3 separate regions of the Homo sapiens genome follow, and regions 1 and 2 are each linked to region 3. A link is a loop called in an ENCODE intact Hi-C map of the cell type or tissue named here. Cell type or tissue: A673. All regions are shown on one strand.

Region 1 (5,000 bases), 280 kb after region 3:
TTTCTTGTTAGACATGATTTCACACTGTAGAGGCCATAAAATTAATTTGCTTAGAGACCCGGGTTCGGGTCACCTTTCCGTCATTCAGTCCTTAGATAACACCTCATTCCCTCCCATTACTGTCGTGTGTGGGTTGAGGAGTCCCACCAGGCCAAGCCAGAGAGCAACTGTTCTGTTCTCACTTACGTGGTGAGCTGTTTTTCAAGAACATTTTTTTTCATTTGGCTGTGTGGTCTGGAGAACACCTTCCTAAGCCAGCGGAGTGAAGTTCCACGCACTGACCAGCCCCGAGCTCACTGGAGCGAGTCATCTTCCGGCTCCATGGCAGCCCAGCCCCACCCACAGGCAGCTGCCTGTCACCCACGCTGGCATGTTCCCTCATCCTACCCAGGCAGCGGGAAAACCTGGCTGCTTCTGGGATCCTACTACTCTGTCCTGTCCACAAGCCTTCAGAGTCTTGGATTCCTACCCTCAAACATCAACTTTGTGATTTATCTTCTTGAAAACAACCACAAAAACTTAAAATCAAAACTCTCTAAGGGAGTTTCGCACAACCCTTGAGGAATAGTTAAATGCCCACGGTGAAACCGAGCTTGTACCCCACGGTCCAGGTAGGGGCACATTCCTGAAGTCTCACAAAGCATTGGCTCTCTGTGCCCCCAAAGAATCCAGAGATGCTAGTAAATAGCAGTTTTGATCAGAAGCTTGGAAGGCCCTGGTGTACATTCTTAAATGACTTCTTTTCTGGGGCATCAAAAAGCTTTTACGGTTCTCACCAGGCAGTTCATTCTGATGGGCCCCTACGCTGCACCCTGCTTGGGCCCCATCCCGGCACGCGCCCCGTGCAGCACAGCACAGGCCAGCTGAGAGGCTGTTTTAAGAAGGCGTGTTTGTGTGGTACACTCACGGGCTCAGGACAACATCAAAGGTAATCTTAAAAAGAGAATCTCTCTCTGTCTTCTCTTTTTATATTCAGAAAGGTCATTTCTAAACCAACTATTTGCACCAAGGCCTCTCTGGAGGAGTTTACCCCGTTGTTATTTTTTACTTGCTATTACAATAAGTCACTTATCCCCCAAACAGATTTAAGAACAATAAACAAATACAAAAGGAAAAGGAACATCTCATCAGTAACAAAGACTGCATCTAAAGGCATTGAGTTTGTGATTCTTTTACATCTCTTTCCAAGCAAAGCAGGAGTCCTACAGAGAAAGGAATCTGAAAGATGAAAATTATAAAAATAGTAAAAGGATCCAGTGTTCGTCAGAATCTTGTAATTTCTGGGGAGAAATGAAGCTAAATACAGTCTTAGCGCTTCGTTCATATGCAGGCTGATCTGTGATATAACTAAACTTAGTTTTTGGAGTATATCCACTGTGGGGAAATGTGGTAAATCATATTCTCAGCGAATGAAGATACTTTTCCTGAATTTAGGCTTCATATTTTGAAGTCGAATTCTGCAAAACAAGAAAAAAATAGATCTGTGTGCTACACTGAAAACTGAACAAGGCACGTCGTAAGTCAGTCACACAGAAGGCGCAGCTCAGGGCGATACCAACTAGAAAAGTAACTTTTTTGTTGACTCTGATGCCTCTAGTGATGTTGGATTTTTTCCCCCATTGCAGACAGCACAGATAGGAAAACTGTGCAATTTGGTCCAATTATAGTCCTCTCTGTCCCTCCACACCTTCCCCCATTGATTTAATGAAGGACTTGGAGGTACAATTCACTGATAAATAGTCCCTCTGCCCAGAATGTTTATTAGACTGACAGCAGCGTGCACTCTCCTCGCTTTTTCCCTCACCACTTATGACTCAGATGAATTTTAATAGGAGCAAAAAGCTTTTATTTGCACTGTAATTTCACTTAAGGAACATATCCTTCAGAAACTGGCAGACGCTTCTATGTCTTGATTGCAAAACACACACTCAGGAGTAAAGAAACATGCAAAAGATGTTATTATTCAACCTGTCACAGTGTCGCAAATCCACTTGGAACTTAGGCCATCAAAGCTCTGCCCCCACCCTTTTCAGTAGGCCCTGTGAAGAGGCACTTAGAGATTCCCGCCGTCCCCATGCAGAATTAAAGGGGGAATTATATTTTGTTTTTGCATCCCTGCCATCATGATGCCCACAGGAGGCTTTGAGTTACAGCAGGTTTTTTGAATGAAATGGAGCTGTCTCACTGCTGCTTCTTTCTTACCCAAGAGAAATCAGACCTGGTAGGGATCCAGAACCTTCGGGTGGTGGTTCCAATTTCACCAAGAGACACTTCCTCAAACCATTTTATCTTTTTTCTGTTTGGATAGACCAAATTGTGGCTCATAGATTTATTCACGGAGAGGATAGGAATTCTCTTTTTTGAAATGTTCTGCTTCACTGAACTGCCCTAAATATGCCCGATTGTTTGAGAGCCACCTACAGAAGGTGCCATGAATATACTTGTCTGTGCGTATTTTCCATCAGTGTTTATAACATCTTGATGTTATTGTCTCTCAGTGCAGAAGGCTTTCTCATTATCTTGCATCTTTTCCTAACCATCTTGTTACATCAGAAAGACTACATAGTGCCTTTAAGAAAAGCCAACGTTTTCAGTCATGAATATAACATTTTCTGTCACTGAAAAAATGGAATTTTAAATACTATTTTGCCCAAAATGAACACTGAACCCCATTGTCTTAACTTACTGATACGTAGTGCAGCCGCTCTTGGAGGGCTGTGGGAAGCTGCAACAGCCATCTGCTGCCATCTACTGGCGCCTGTCCACATGTCACCTCCTCCATCCCCTGGGTCTGCCCAGCTCATGGGATTTTCCTTGATAGGGATAAGTTTGTAGGTGGTGAAGGGAATACAAGTAAAATTCTCAGTTTTCTTTATAACGTTTTGAGATGTTTTTCTTAAAGATACAGGATGATACTTATCAATGATTAATTTTAATAACTGGAATAGCCCTTATTTCAAGAACTTTCTGAAATAGCTCAATATATGACAGAAACAAATATATTTTGATGTGTGCAGCAATTGAGAACCATTTGAATTTAAGGCTCTTACTGTAATTTGAATTTAAAAGCTAAAAATTGATTTAGAATGAATGCTACTTTTGAGGAAAATTTCATTTAAACTCATTTATGGTTTGGTTTTGTTTTTCCCTTAAGTACAAGGTGAATATCTTAACCAGACTTGCCGCAGAATTGAACAAATTTATGCTGGAAAAAGTGACTGAGGACACAAGCAGTGTTCTGCGTTCCCCGATGCCCGGAGTGGTGGTGGCCGTCTCTGTCAAGCCTGGAGACGCGGTAAGGGCTGTGTGTGTCTCTCTGCAGGACATGCTGGTCTCCAACTTCCCCTTCCAAAGCGACGGCTAACGGCACAGCACGATTCGGCTCTTTGCAGTTCTTACTTAACCGACGCCCCCTAAACAGCAAAATCGATTGCGTGTGTTGTCGACCTGTTTCACGTTTGCATTACGTTGGTGCCAGGACCCTCAGCGCTTCCCCTCCCAAATGATCTGGGAGTGGAGCAGAAAGAAGGCCAGATGCATTCCATCATTTTGCAAATGCAGTGTTTTGGGAAGTACTTTCCTTAAAAGTGCTGCTTACTCTCTAGTATGCTGTGCTCAAAGCATCCATTGAAGTCATGCCAGGGAATAATACTCCGATGAGGAACTTTTTGCATGATTCCTGGAACAAATGTCTAATTGGGAAGAAGAGTTGAGGAAAGGTTAATTCTGCAATCTGTACAGTACCAGAGCACTTCCATTACTTGGTAAATAAAATGTAGCATCACAGTTTGAAGTTTTTCATCTTGATCTTGTGACATTAAAGCACAAATCAAAGCTATATTATTTCCTCGAGATAACTTACATGGATGAATTGATAGGATGCACACATTTTCTTAGAACATGGATAGAAATCTCTACTGATGAGCAGCAAAAGTGAAAAGAAAACAATTTAGGAGGCAACCAGATTTCCAGGTACACTTAAATACTTGCATTTTTATTCATGTGCAGGAAAATAGCATCCGGACATGACTGTCTCTCATGGATGAGGTGGTGATTCCGTTTTGTATCTCAGGTCACTGGGACTTACATTTTAGTGCCTCCTGATTTCTCAATAGTACAGATAAAATATCTGCTTAACATTGAGGAAAAAATCAGGTAGTTGGCATTGGCTTCTAGAAAAGTATTTGCAATAAATGTGAATATTAAGAAAACATGATCAGTTTTAGTTGTTTGAATGACCAGCCCTGAAACTAATATGCGAAGTTAGAAAACCGACTTAACAGCTGCTTTACCTGGTGATACAGAAATAGAACTGTCCACTTTTTCAGAAAGGCATAAAAGAGGCTACGTGGCTGTGAATTGTTGTTTGCTGTGAAAGCATTGATACTCCTGGAAGAAAGCCCTCTTTAAGACTGTCTAATGCCCACGTGTTAAGGATTTGGGAGAGGCCATAAGAAAAATTACGTGTGTGTGTGTGTGTGTGTGTGTAATGTGTGTAAAATTCAGGGGAGGACATCTTCCTTCTCCAGAGTTAGGGTCGTAAGAGGATAGTCTCGTGGCCTTGACATTAAGAATCGTTCACTTGCACGTGACATTATCAGAGCTGTCAGTGGAATCTTCTAGTGACTAGATATGTAGGTTCGTAAACAATATAAGGGTTTTGTTTTGTTTTTTTCATTTTTCTTAAGTTTTTTTTCTGGAAGGCATCTATCTAGTCTGTATACTGCCAGCCTGAGCTTTCCACTCCTAATTGTGTGGCTTTAATTATAAAATCGTGTGTGTGTGTGTGTGTGTGTGTGTGTGTGTGTGTGTGTGTGTTTCAAGTAAGTGTTTTCCTTAAATCCTTTTCTAACACCTGAATCCAAACCGGAGTGGAGGGAGGGCGGGCAGGGATGAGGGAGACCACTCCTGCCTCAAGCCTGGAGGGCAAGAGGGTGAGACTGCAGCCCTGGCCCCTCACACGGCCCTCAAGGAGGTTGCTCAGAGGCAGTAAACGGGGC
Region 2 (5,000 bases), 240 kb before region 3:
TGGACTCTGTGCTGTTCTGCGTCCCAGGGTTGGCTAGGAAGGAAGGCCTGGGCCGGCGAGGTGACGGGTCTCCCGCCCAGGTCGGCAGGACGGGGGGAGGTGTGTCCCGGTAGGTCCCTGGTGAGCTCACCCGTGGCATCGGGGACCCGCGGGAACCCACCGGGCGCCCACTAGAGACTCGGGTCCTACCCTCCCCCACACTACTCCACCGAAATGATCGGAAGGGCGCGCTAGGCCTGCTTCCAAGGGCTCAGTGATAAAGGCCTCAAAATCACACTCCATCAAGACTTGGTTGAAGCTTTGGGTAGGTTTGTTGTTGTTGTTGTTGTTGTTTGTTTGTTTGTTTTAGCAGACACGTCCTGGAAAGAGGTCCTCAGAACCCAAAGGTTCAATAATGATTTGTGGATGGATTGATTATAGTCTGATATCGCTCTGGTTCCACAGAAACCCGGAGCTCCTTGGCCCACTGTTACCCCAGCAGACCTAAATGGACGGTTTCTGTTTTTCACTGGCAGCTCAGAACTGGACCGGAAGAAGTTCCCCTCCACTTCCCCCCTCCCGACACCAGATCATTGCTGGGTTTTTATTTTCGGGGGAAAAACAACAACAACAACAACAAAAAAAACACTAGGTCCTTCCAGACTGGATCAGGTGATCGGGCAAAAACCCTCAGGCTAGTCCGGCTGGGTGCCCGAGCATGAAAAGGCCTCCGTGGCCGTTTGAACAGGGTGTTGCAAATGAGAACTTTTGTAAGCCATAACCAGGGCATCCTGAGGGTCTGAGTTCACGGTCAAGGCTGTGGGCTACTAGGTCCAGCGAGTCCAGGCCTCGCCCCGCCCCCGAGCTGCCACAGCCAAGATCTTCGGCAGGGAATTCGAGACCAGGGTCCTCCCACTCCTGCCCCGCCCCGACAGTCCGAGAACTCTCGGTGCTGGGGCCACCTCGTCGCCCTCCCACGTTTCTCTTTTGTTCCCAGGAGCCGACGAGCTTTTGAAGAGGTGACACCTCGCTTCGCCTTCTCCTGCTCTAGGCCCTGCCCTCGTCCAGCATCCCTCCTGCCCCACGAAGCGAGAGGATGCTCAGCGCAGCTGCCAGGCAGAGAGTGTGTGGGGAGGTCCCTTGCCTTTGCGCGCGCGCACACACACAGACACGCACACACACAGACACACATACACACAACACACTCACACCATATGCTCACACACCCTCACCTCCTTCAGCTTCCGCACCTCCCAGCCACAGGCTCGCGTGAGTGGGAAGGACCTGAGGCCGCAGAAATGTGGGTTAGCGTGGGCAGCAGGAGATGCTCCCCGCACCCCTCCTCCCATTCCTACCTCCCCCAGCCCTTTCTAGCGCCTCTTGGAGGGGACCGGGCCTGCCCTGCGCTCTCAACCTAATTCGGCCTCGGAGGGTCCTCCCCCACCCAGGGCGGCACTCCCCAGGCCGGCACTCGCGCCACTGGCGTGGGACTAAGGCTCCCTGCAGTTGGGTCTCCCAAGCCCACTTCCAGGGGCTGAGAGAGGCCAGGCTGCCTTGCCTGCCCGCGCGCCCTCCAGCCCTCGGGTGTAGGGAGGGGAGCGCCCCCTCACCTCCAAGGAAATCTGGAGTAAGGGAAGAGCTGCCTGGCCCCCGCGTCCCCTGAACCTGGCCTCAACCTCTGCCTTTCCCAACCTCCCGGGCTAGGTTTATCTCTGTCCTAAAGGCCAAGCCGGTGGCCCTGGGGAGCAGAAGGGAGCTCAGAGCTGCTGGAGAAGGTGGGGGGTAGAAATAATAATAATGTCAGAGATAATCATCGCAGTTAACGCTCAGCGACTGGGCTGCTCCGCGGAGGCCGGCGGAGGCCTACAGAGGCTCCTGACTGGCAGAACTGGAGGTGTGGGTGTGGTTCCCTTTTCACCCCGGCTCTTATGTTGCCAGTCTCCCCCCTACCACCAGGCAAAGCCCCCCTAAACTTAGGGTCTGGAACAAGGCCGAGCCAGCGAGGGCCTGCCAGGAGCTGCGCTGGAGCCTCTCGCTGCATCCAGAGCTGGTTCTTGTTCTTTTCTCTCTCTTGGCCCACTGGGCCCACAGTGGTTAGGTGGCCGAGTGTGGTTTCCCGAAACTCTTTGGAGTCGCCTGGGTCTGCGTGCCCCTGGCCCCGTCCTCACCCCCGGGCTCGTCCCCCAGCCTCCGCCGGCCCGCCTGTGAATGGTGGATTTAATGAGCGTTTGTGTGGCGTTGGCCGGCGGTTCTGAAGATGCGCTGACCTGGAGGGAGGGCGCGAAAGGTCAGGCGCATGCCGGGCCCAACTTGGGCTCCTCCCAGGCCCACGCTGCTCCGATATTGATCCTGGGAGAAAGATAAACAGAAAAGCTGGACATTCAGTCATGAATACTAATGAGCCAGGGTAGGGGTTTTAATTGCTGTGGACTTCCTTTCTCCAGTTAATCCTTATTGCAAACTTCGCTGGAGTCAGCTTTCTCGGGCCTCCCGCCTCCTTGTATTTTCCTGTGAAATACCCAGGCGAAAGAGACCCGTGACAACTTGACTTTCTCCTCTTCGAGAGGCCCGTGTGAGCTCGAGAGCCCACAGCCCGTGTTTCCAGTGTGACTCTGTTTACTAATTATGGAAATATAGGGATCCTATAAAATAAATTGTTTCAATATGGCTTTGGCGAGTCTGCTTCTTGACTTCTTCACCCTTATTGTTTCAAAGACTTCGTGTGTCCTTGGCCTTTAAACTTCCTCTTGACAATTTCATCTTTTCTCCCGCCACGGAGCTCCTTTCTACTCCAAACGGTGCATTTTTTCCCCAAATGTTCACGTTTCTCAAGTCTCCAGGACTTGGCACTGGCTTTGCCAACCGCAGTGTCTAAGTATTTCAACCTAGCAGTGAATTCTTAGGCAAGCTAATTTACCACGTTACACAAATTTTGTGGTTTCTTTGGTACCTACAAGCAACATTGTAATATGAGACAGGAATCTAAAAGAATTGTCAGAAAGATTTCTGCCTCCATTCTTGATATGCATTTGATAACTTACGTATAATCACTTTTATAAAAATAAAGCCATTCTTGAGTGAGCTTTTTCTTGAAACTGCATTAAGTCGACTGTAAATTCTATAAAGCAGTTTTGGCTGTGTGATCAGGAGAGAAATATATAAGCCCATTTTTGTGACAGACTAGGTAGAAATGCGTTGAAACCCAAGCCAGAAAAAAAAAATCAGTTGTGCTAGAGAAATTTCCATTATTCTGATCCTTAAAGTTTTGAACAAAATAAGCCTGTATTTCACTTCATTGTCAATAGGTCCCAGCATTGAAATCTCCTGAGGATTCTGTTTCACTTACACTTTTCAGTCCAAACTTTTTTTTCTTTGCACAATGATTTATTATGTAGGTAATTTTAGGGGATGCAGTTTACAGCTTGAATTATTAGACTGAACACCTCTGGCTGACACCACGACGCCTTTTTTTTTTCTGCCTGCAGCTGTGAGTCACAACCCCATTTTCATACCCAACCGCTGCACATTCCTTCACAATGTATACTTCCTTCTTGCAAAGATCAAACATGCTTTGGTCAAAGTGTTTATTTTAAAATACAGGAAAATTAAAACTAAACACAGCTCTACTGAAAAATCCCCAAATGTATCATATTTTCCTCCTCCTGTGCCCACAAAAAAATTAACAAATTGCACCACTTTCTGGGGTAAAAAAAATGAATTGAAGGAGAACACACAGACACATAGAGACATAGTGTTCATTTTAGTGTTGAAACACACCAGAAAACTTCCCACTTCCATTCATATTTGGATTCCTGTTTGGATGTCTAGTTTTTACTATAAAAAATATCACAAACCAAACAACAACAACAATGTATCATTAAAAAGATGCTGACAGTTATGTATTTTATTCACCAACCTACACACTCCTCATTCCTACTTCATTTTTCCCCTCCTAGTGTTTTTCTTGTAATTATATCTTTCAGATTGTAACTTTCAGGGGAGAAGTATATTTTGAAATATTTTCTAAATAGAAAACAAAAGGTCTCAGTAACTCAGAAATAAGTTAACAATTCCTAAGCATCTCTGTGGGTCTTTGGCATGTGTGTGTGTTTTCTTTTTCCTTTCAAATTAAGATGAAAAAATTATAAGGGAGAATCACTCCATCTCAGCACCTAAATCCTGTAAAGTGGACTTTAACTGCAGATTTTGGTGGACAAGCTGCCCTTCTGCAGCACACTCTCTAACTGCATATTTCAGCTTCTCGATGCTCCCACTTGAAAGAGACATAGACCTCAGCCACCTCCTCTCTGAGGCAATTTACTCAGCTTCTCCAATCACACAGTTCTTTAACGGGGCAGAAATTGTTGGGTTGTTTTTAATCAAGTTTGGAAGCTGAATCTCTTTCCCCTGATGACTGTGCCCAGGGGTGGATCCGGCTGAATGTCTGGCGCTGCGGGCAGCGGGCTTGGCCACCCGTTTTTCAGACACAACACCAGAGAATGGCACTGAAATAATCGCGTGTAGCAGAAATGTTTAAAAACATTAACCTCTCTTATTTTCTATACTTGTGAATTAAAAGGCAAAAGAAGCTGAAAGGAAATCTGAAATGATACTCATTTACCTACTGAAGGCAGACCAAGAAACTGTAAAGATGCTTGATGCTTTGAAAATGTACTCTGTAAAATCTTTCAAATTAGATGCTGCTTAAGATCAATGGCAGTAAAAATATTTTTATGGTTTGATTGGTTAAAACATTTTTAGATATTAGTGATGATAAATTAACAGATCAGAAGTTTCTTTCTAGGAACAATTTGGGAGGGATATAGAAAGTAATCTAGTAATCTAATAATACTCTTCCTATTGTTTAAAGGGAGACAAATTATAGTACATACTATGTGGACTTTTTTAAACTTTAGATCAATAAAAATATTTGGCTTTCATATACTATTGAAAATTCTTTGCGAAAGTGGAGAATCAAGGATTTTAAAGACCAAGAACAAAACAAAGAATCAGATTACAGT
Region 3 (5,000 bases):
ATTAAAACACCACCAACGAATTCAAAATAATGAATTTCTTTGTATGTCTCTCTGTGTTCACTCATGTGGGTATATCTGTAGGATGACTTCCCAGGAGTAAAATTTCAGAACAAAAGATAACGTGTCCTCAAACTTTTGGTAGATACTGACAATTTCTTTTTAAAAAGATTATCCCATTTTCTATGACACCAGTAATATGAGAAGTATTTAACTTTGTCATCCTGGCCATTATCAGATTTTAATTTGCTAGAGGAAAAGTGAGATCTCATTGTTTTAATTTGTATTTCTGTAATTAGGAGCAAGGCTGAGCACAGATATTGTGCTTCTGGAACTGTTTTTCTGTGAGCTTTTAATTTAATCTTTTGTGATGATTGTTGGTCCTTTTTTTAGTTGATTCAGAGTTTGATTAAAGTTTTTTAAACTTATGATGTTATAGGCAACCTTTACAGTGTGATGTCACTTAGTGCCATTGAATTTGGAGCTATATAGGGCTTTTTATCTCTTCAAAAGTAATTTTGTAGAGCCTGATAATAAAACTTCATGTTCTCAAAGACCATATTGGGGCTGAGTGTATAATATTTAGTAGTTTATTATTGAAACAGTAATAGAGATTTTAATGTCCAGTGCATAATAGGTCCTCAGTAAAGTATTTTTGGATGAATGAGTGACAAGTGAAAAGTTAATTTTTAAGGCAGCTTGATTTTATTTGAAAGTTCATTTAGAAGAATCTAATTTTCATAGTAAGAAGACTTAGCATGCTGTTAAGTTGAAAGATAAGCTTGCTTTGTGGCATGCTATAGAAGTGTTGGATTTGTGGCAGTGGAATTTTTAATTTGCTGTGTCAGATATAGATATGGCTTTATGTATCCATACACACCCAGCTATAACATGTATATTCAAATAAGTGACAAAATATGTCTAATGAATTTTTGAATTACCTTTTAAAACTTGCCTGTTAGTTCTCTCAAGTGATGAACTTTTTACAATAGCAGTTTATTTTCTCTCATCACGTTGGAAAGAAATGTTAAAAGTTTTCTTCTAGGTTTATTATAATCCAGTCTTCATCAGCCATCACTCTTCCTGTATTTTGTTCAAGAGGCACTAATTGTTCGCATTTGGCAGGTTTAACACTTCCTGACAGAGAGGCTATTAAGGGGAAGTATTCTCCAATAACTGTCACTGGCTGGAACAAAGAACCTTCCAACTCAATGTGTGGAAACCACTAACATTCTTAAATGACCCTTTTCATGGATTTTCATCCCTTTAAGCTAAAGTTTGGAGAATGTAGGGTCAGCGAAAACAGCAACGTGTAATAAAGCAGTAAACCTTGATTTTGGAAGGCATAGGGTGGGAGATATAGATTTATCTCTGACTTGAAAACAATTGTTATTTGGAAAATCTCATTAGCAGATGTGACTGCTTGGAGTAAAAAAAAAAAAAAACAACTTAAAACTGATGTCGCTTTCAGGACCCCTTTGAACTTAACAAGCACCTATTTGTGGAGCAGACTGGCTAATGAAAGGAAATTAAATTTTTCTGACAACTTCCCCTGCCAACCTCCTTATTCAGGGGATGTTATTAGGTACTGAAGAACTTTAAAGAAGATTTTTTTTTATTAGACATAAGTGAACCAGTTATAAACATCCCCCCCCGCCCCCTTCTCGGAGGATTCTGACATGGTTGCTCTACATTTTAAACGTATTAGCTTAAAAGCTTAAAAAACACTGGGCTTCACTTCAGCATTTTAGTCATTTTCTAAAAATTCAGTCACACTTACCAGCTGTGGTTTCAAAACAATATTGTCAGTCTTTGTGGTAGTTTAGTTTGTGTCACTGAATTACACAAACACACACACACACACACACACCCCACACATACCCACACACACGAAGGAGGCTTAGATTTCAACATTATCTTTATTGTTATTTGGGGAAATGATTCAGCAGTGTCCTGTGTTGGATGTGTTAGGTGAGGGTTAATGATCAGTGAAATTACTTAGATTCAAGGGAAGTTTTTGTCTTTTCATCTTCTTAGAGGTAGAAGTGGCATTGGTTAATATTTAGCAATAACTAATCCTTAAATGGATAAACTTTTACCCCTTACTGTTTAGGAAGGTATTTTCTTTCTTTTGCTTTTTGGAGTTTTTTCCTCCAGTAGTTGGTTCGTTGAAATTAAAGTTTTTTTTTAATTTATGTAACAAGATACAATTGTAGAGATAAAATATGTACCTGAAAAAAAAAAAAAAGAAAGAAACAATAGAAAAGAAAAGGTAATGCAGATTACCAAAAGGATTTTTTGGAACAATTCGTAATTCCTGTAGGTACTGGAAATTAACTTTCATATTTCTGCAAAATCGATCAACTACTCCCAAACAATAGAGAATCAACTCCCCCTGCTGACAGAATCTAGGAAAACATGACACATAATATTGGACAGAAACAAGCTGGCTGCGGACAAGCTTTAATGACCTGATTTATGATTCAGTATTGATTGTAAACATCTAAATTCTGCCATTAAATTCCGGCAACTGCACCAAATCATTGGCAATTCTGGTAGTGCTTCCTGCCAGCTCATTTCAACTGCTTTGAGTTTCTTAATATAATAATGATGAGGTAGAATTTACATTCCACTTATGGTATTAATTTTACATTTCTCTGAATGAAAAGGGTTAGAAGGTAGTAAAATTGAACATTAAATGAATCGGAGGAGACAGTAGTGCAATATATGACTGCCCTAAAGACATTGTGCAATGCCTCATGGGATTAATGTTGAGTCTCATTTCCTGCTTTTACAGGATGCAGAAGAAGCTGTCAGAATTGCAAGGGAAATTGGTAAGTCCTTAAATTAACTTTGGTAGGATTTCTGTGTCTTTCAGCAGATACGGTTGAGTCAACAGGTAATAAGTAATTCCCATAGAGCAAATAATACTTTAATAGTTTTAGATTTTGATTACTTGTTGCTCTGGAAGAATGTATCAGTTGAATTGCCAAATTCTATTATTAAAGGAGACTGTAAAGAGTAATTTGACCTTAACTATACATAACTCTTTTGTAAGATGAGATCACAGGCTAATTCAAAGAAGGAATTGTCTTAAGAATTCTAAAGATTGGATATAAGTTTAATGTCAATTTATATGTACATAGTTGAATGTGGTTTGTTAAAATTAAGAACATTTGGATTAAAATGAAGATACCATATGTGACATAGTTCTTTAAGTTTTTGCCTTTTGCTAAGATGTTAGGTATCAACTTAATCTTGTTAGATGGGAAAGATAAAATAGATGTGGGAAATTAGAACTGAATGATCTAAATTGGAATAAAAGGTAGACTGGAGGAGTTTTTAATGGCTGTTTTACATGTACTTGTATTTGGGCAGTGTTTCCCAACTTTTTAATTTCTTTTCTTTTTCTTTTCTTTCCTTTTTTTTTTTTAAGATGGAGTTTTGCTGTCATTGCCCAGGCTGGAGTGCAATGGCACGATCTCCGCTCACTGCAACCTCTGCCTTCCAGGTTCAAGCGATTCTCCTGCCTCAGCCTCCCTAGTAGCTGGGATTACAGGTGCCTGCCATCACGCCCAGCTAATTTTTTGTATTTTTAGTAGAGATGGAGTTTCACTATGTTGGCCAGGCTGGTCTCGAACTCCTGACCTCAGGTGATCCACCCGCCTCAGCCTCCCAAAGTGCTGGGATTACAGGCGTGAGCCACCGCCCCTGGCTCGCAACTTTTTAATTTTAAAAATATTCTTGGCGGTCATGAGAACTATTTTTGGTATCTGCTAATTGAGAAAATGTGTAAGGGCATGCTATTATATGGATTAACAATATTGTTAAATAACTTTGCAGGTTTAATAATCAAATCAGTAATTGTATACATTTGACAGAAATTTGTACAGATGAGAGAAATTAGGCAATGCTTGTAGGGATCCCAGCGTCTTCTCAGCATTCCTGTACGCCTCAGTCCAAGCATCTCATCGTGCCACACGAACATTTCTGTAGGCCTGTTTTCTCACTAAGATTATTTAGATCTATTTTCTGCCTCTAGAGAGCATTTGATTTGGCAAAGCTCATATAGTTGTGATATGTAGAAATATCTTATTGGTCTGGAAGTGATCACTTGTACTAGTAAGCGTGTTCTTTGCAAATGGGACAGTCTAACTTAGCAGGTCTTTAGTGACCTGAAAAGCAGTTTGGCTTATTGCACCCTTGTTTGTAGTTGGTACTGTCTAAATTATTTGGGCTTTGCCCATCATTAAGTGTGTTTTGTTGTTTGCTTTGCAAAAATCTATCTTATTGATATAGGTCCTGGATTTAAGACCAGACCATAGAAAATCTTATTTTATCTGACTACCTCATCTCTTCATTTTTTTTTTCAGAATCATTAACATTTCAAAAAGCCTATCAGTACTTCATAGGAACATTTGCTCGACTGCTAAATAAACTGGACTATATAGAACTGATTCTGTGGTTTCTTTATGGAGAAAAATCAAAAGTTTCTGTTCATGGTTTGAAATCACTGGTATTCCTCATTGCCTAAGAGGCATATAATATACCTACTGGCTTTTGAGGATAGTTTTCTAAAATAGTTTAATTCCATCCTGTCAGACATCTTTACATTTAAAAAGCTCTTTTTCTAGTTCTAGGTTAGATATTATTATCAACCTCATTGGATATAATAATACTGTTATTATTATTATTACAGTATCTACATAAAGGACAATATTTAGAGAAATTTAGGGAAATAAAGGGATTAGAAGAAAATTTACAGTTACACTGCAGTGCCACATTTTGAATGGTGAATTTTGGACTTGCGAGCATTCCCTTTGTGTAAATAGCAGGCCGTGGATTGCTTTGCTTCCTTTATGCCTTTTCTTCCACTTTCTTTCTTTCTTTCTTTCTTTTTTTTTTTTTTTGAGACAGACTTTTCACTCTTGTTGCCCAGGTTGGAGTGCAGTGGTGCGATCTCTGCTCACTGCAACTTCTGCCTCCCGGGTTCAGGTGATTCT

Evidence for each region. Peaks named below come from ENCODE experiments on the same cell type or tissue, not always from the same donor. Only the 100,000 strongest peaks of a DNase experiment are listed, where the experiment ranks them.
Region 1: it touches region 3 in a loop (9-fold over the local background); 46 of 110 quality-filtered maps call a loop at or near these places.
Region 2: it touches region 3 in a loop (9-fold over the local background); 13 of 110 quality-filtered maps call a loop at or near these places.

Annotation. Positions count from the first base shown.
Region 1 is chr13:100,512,273-100,517,272 of GRCh38, forward strand. It overlaps PCCA (propionyl-CoA carboxylase subunit alpha), which reads left to right. Exons shown (of 24, transcript NM_000282.4): 22 at 3,155-3,295. Among named protein-coding and RNA genes, the nearest start is that of PCCA-AS1, 34 kb to the left of the region's middle. RefSeq lists enhancers at 4,790-5,000, 4,963-5,000 and a silencer at 4,963-5,000. In A673, a CTCF peak has its summit at 2,763 (motif pointing left); DNase peaks (open chromatin) are centred at 1,949, 2,749 and 3,329; H3K4me3 peaks cover 956 bases; H3K27ac peaks cover 4,895 bases.
Region 2 is chr13:99,989,705-99,994,704 of GRCh38, forward strand. No RefSeq gene overlaps it. Among named protein-coding and RNA genes, the nearest start is that of LINC00554, 5.7 kb to the right of the region's middle. RefSeq lists an enhancer at 604-1,553. In A673, no CTCF peak of the experiment used is centred here; DNase peaks (open chromatin) are centred at 2,457, 2,787, 3,437, 4,337 and 3 weaker places; H3K4me3 peaks cover 3,014 bases; H3K27ac peaks cover 5,000 bases.
Region 3 is chr13:100,233,048-100,238,047 of GRCh38, forward strand. PCCA (propionyl-CoA carboxylase subunit alpha) reads left to right here. Exons shown (of 24, transcript NM_000282.4): 8 at 2,795-2,831. Among named protein-coding and RNA genes, the nearest start is that of PCCA, 150 kb to the left of the region's middle. In A673, a CTCF peak has its summit at 2,392 (motif pointing left); DNase peaks (open chromatin) are centred at 1,154, 1,894 and 2,644; H3K4me3 peaks cover 1,547 bases; H3K27ac peaks cover 3,826 bases.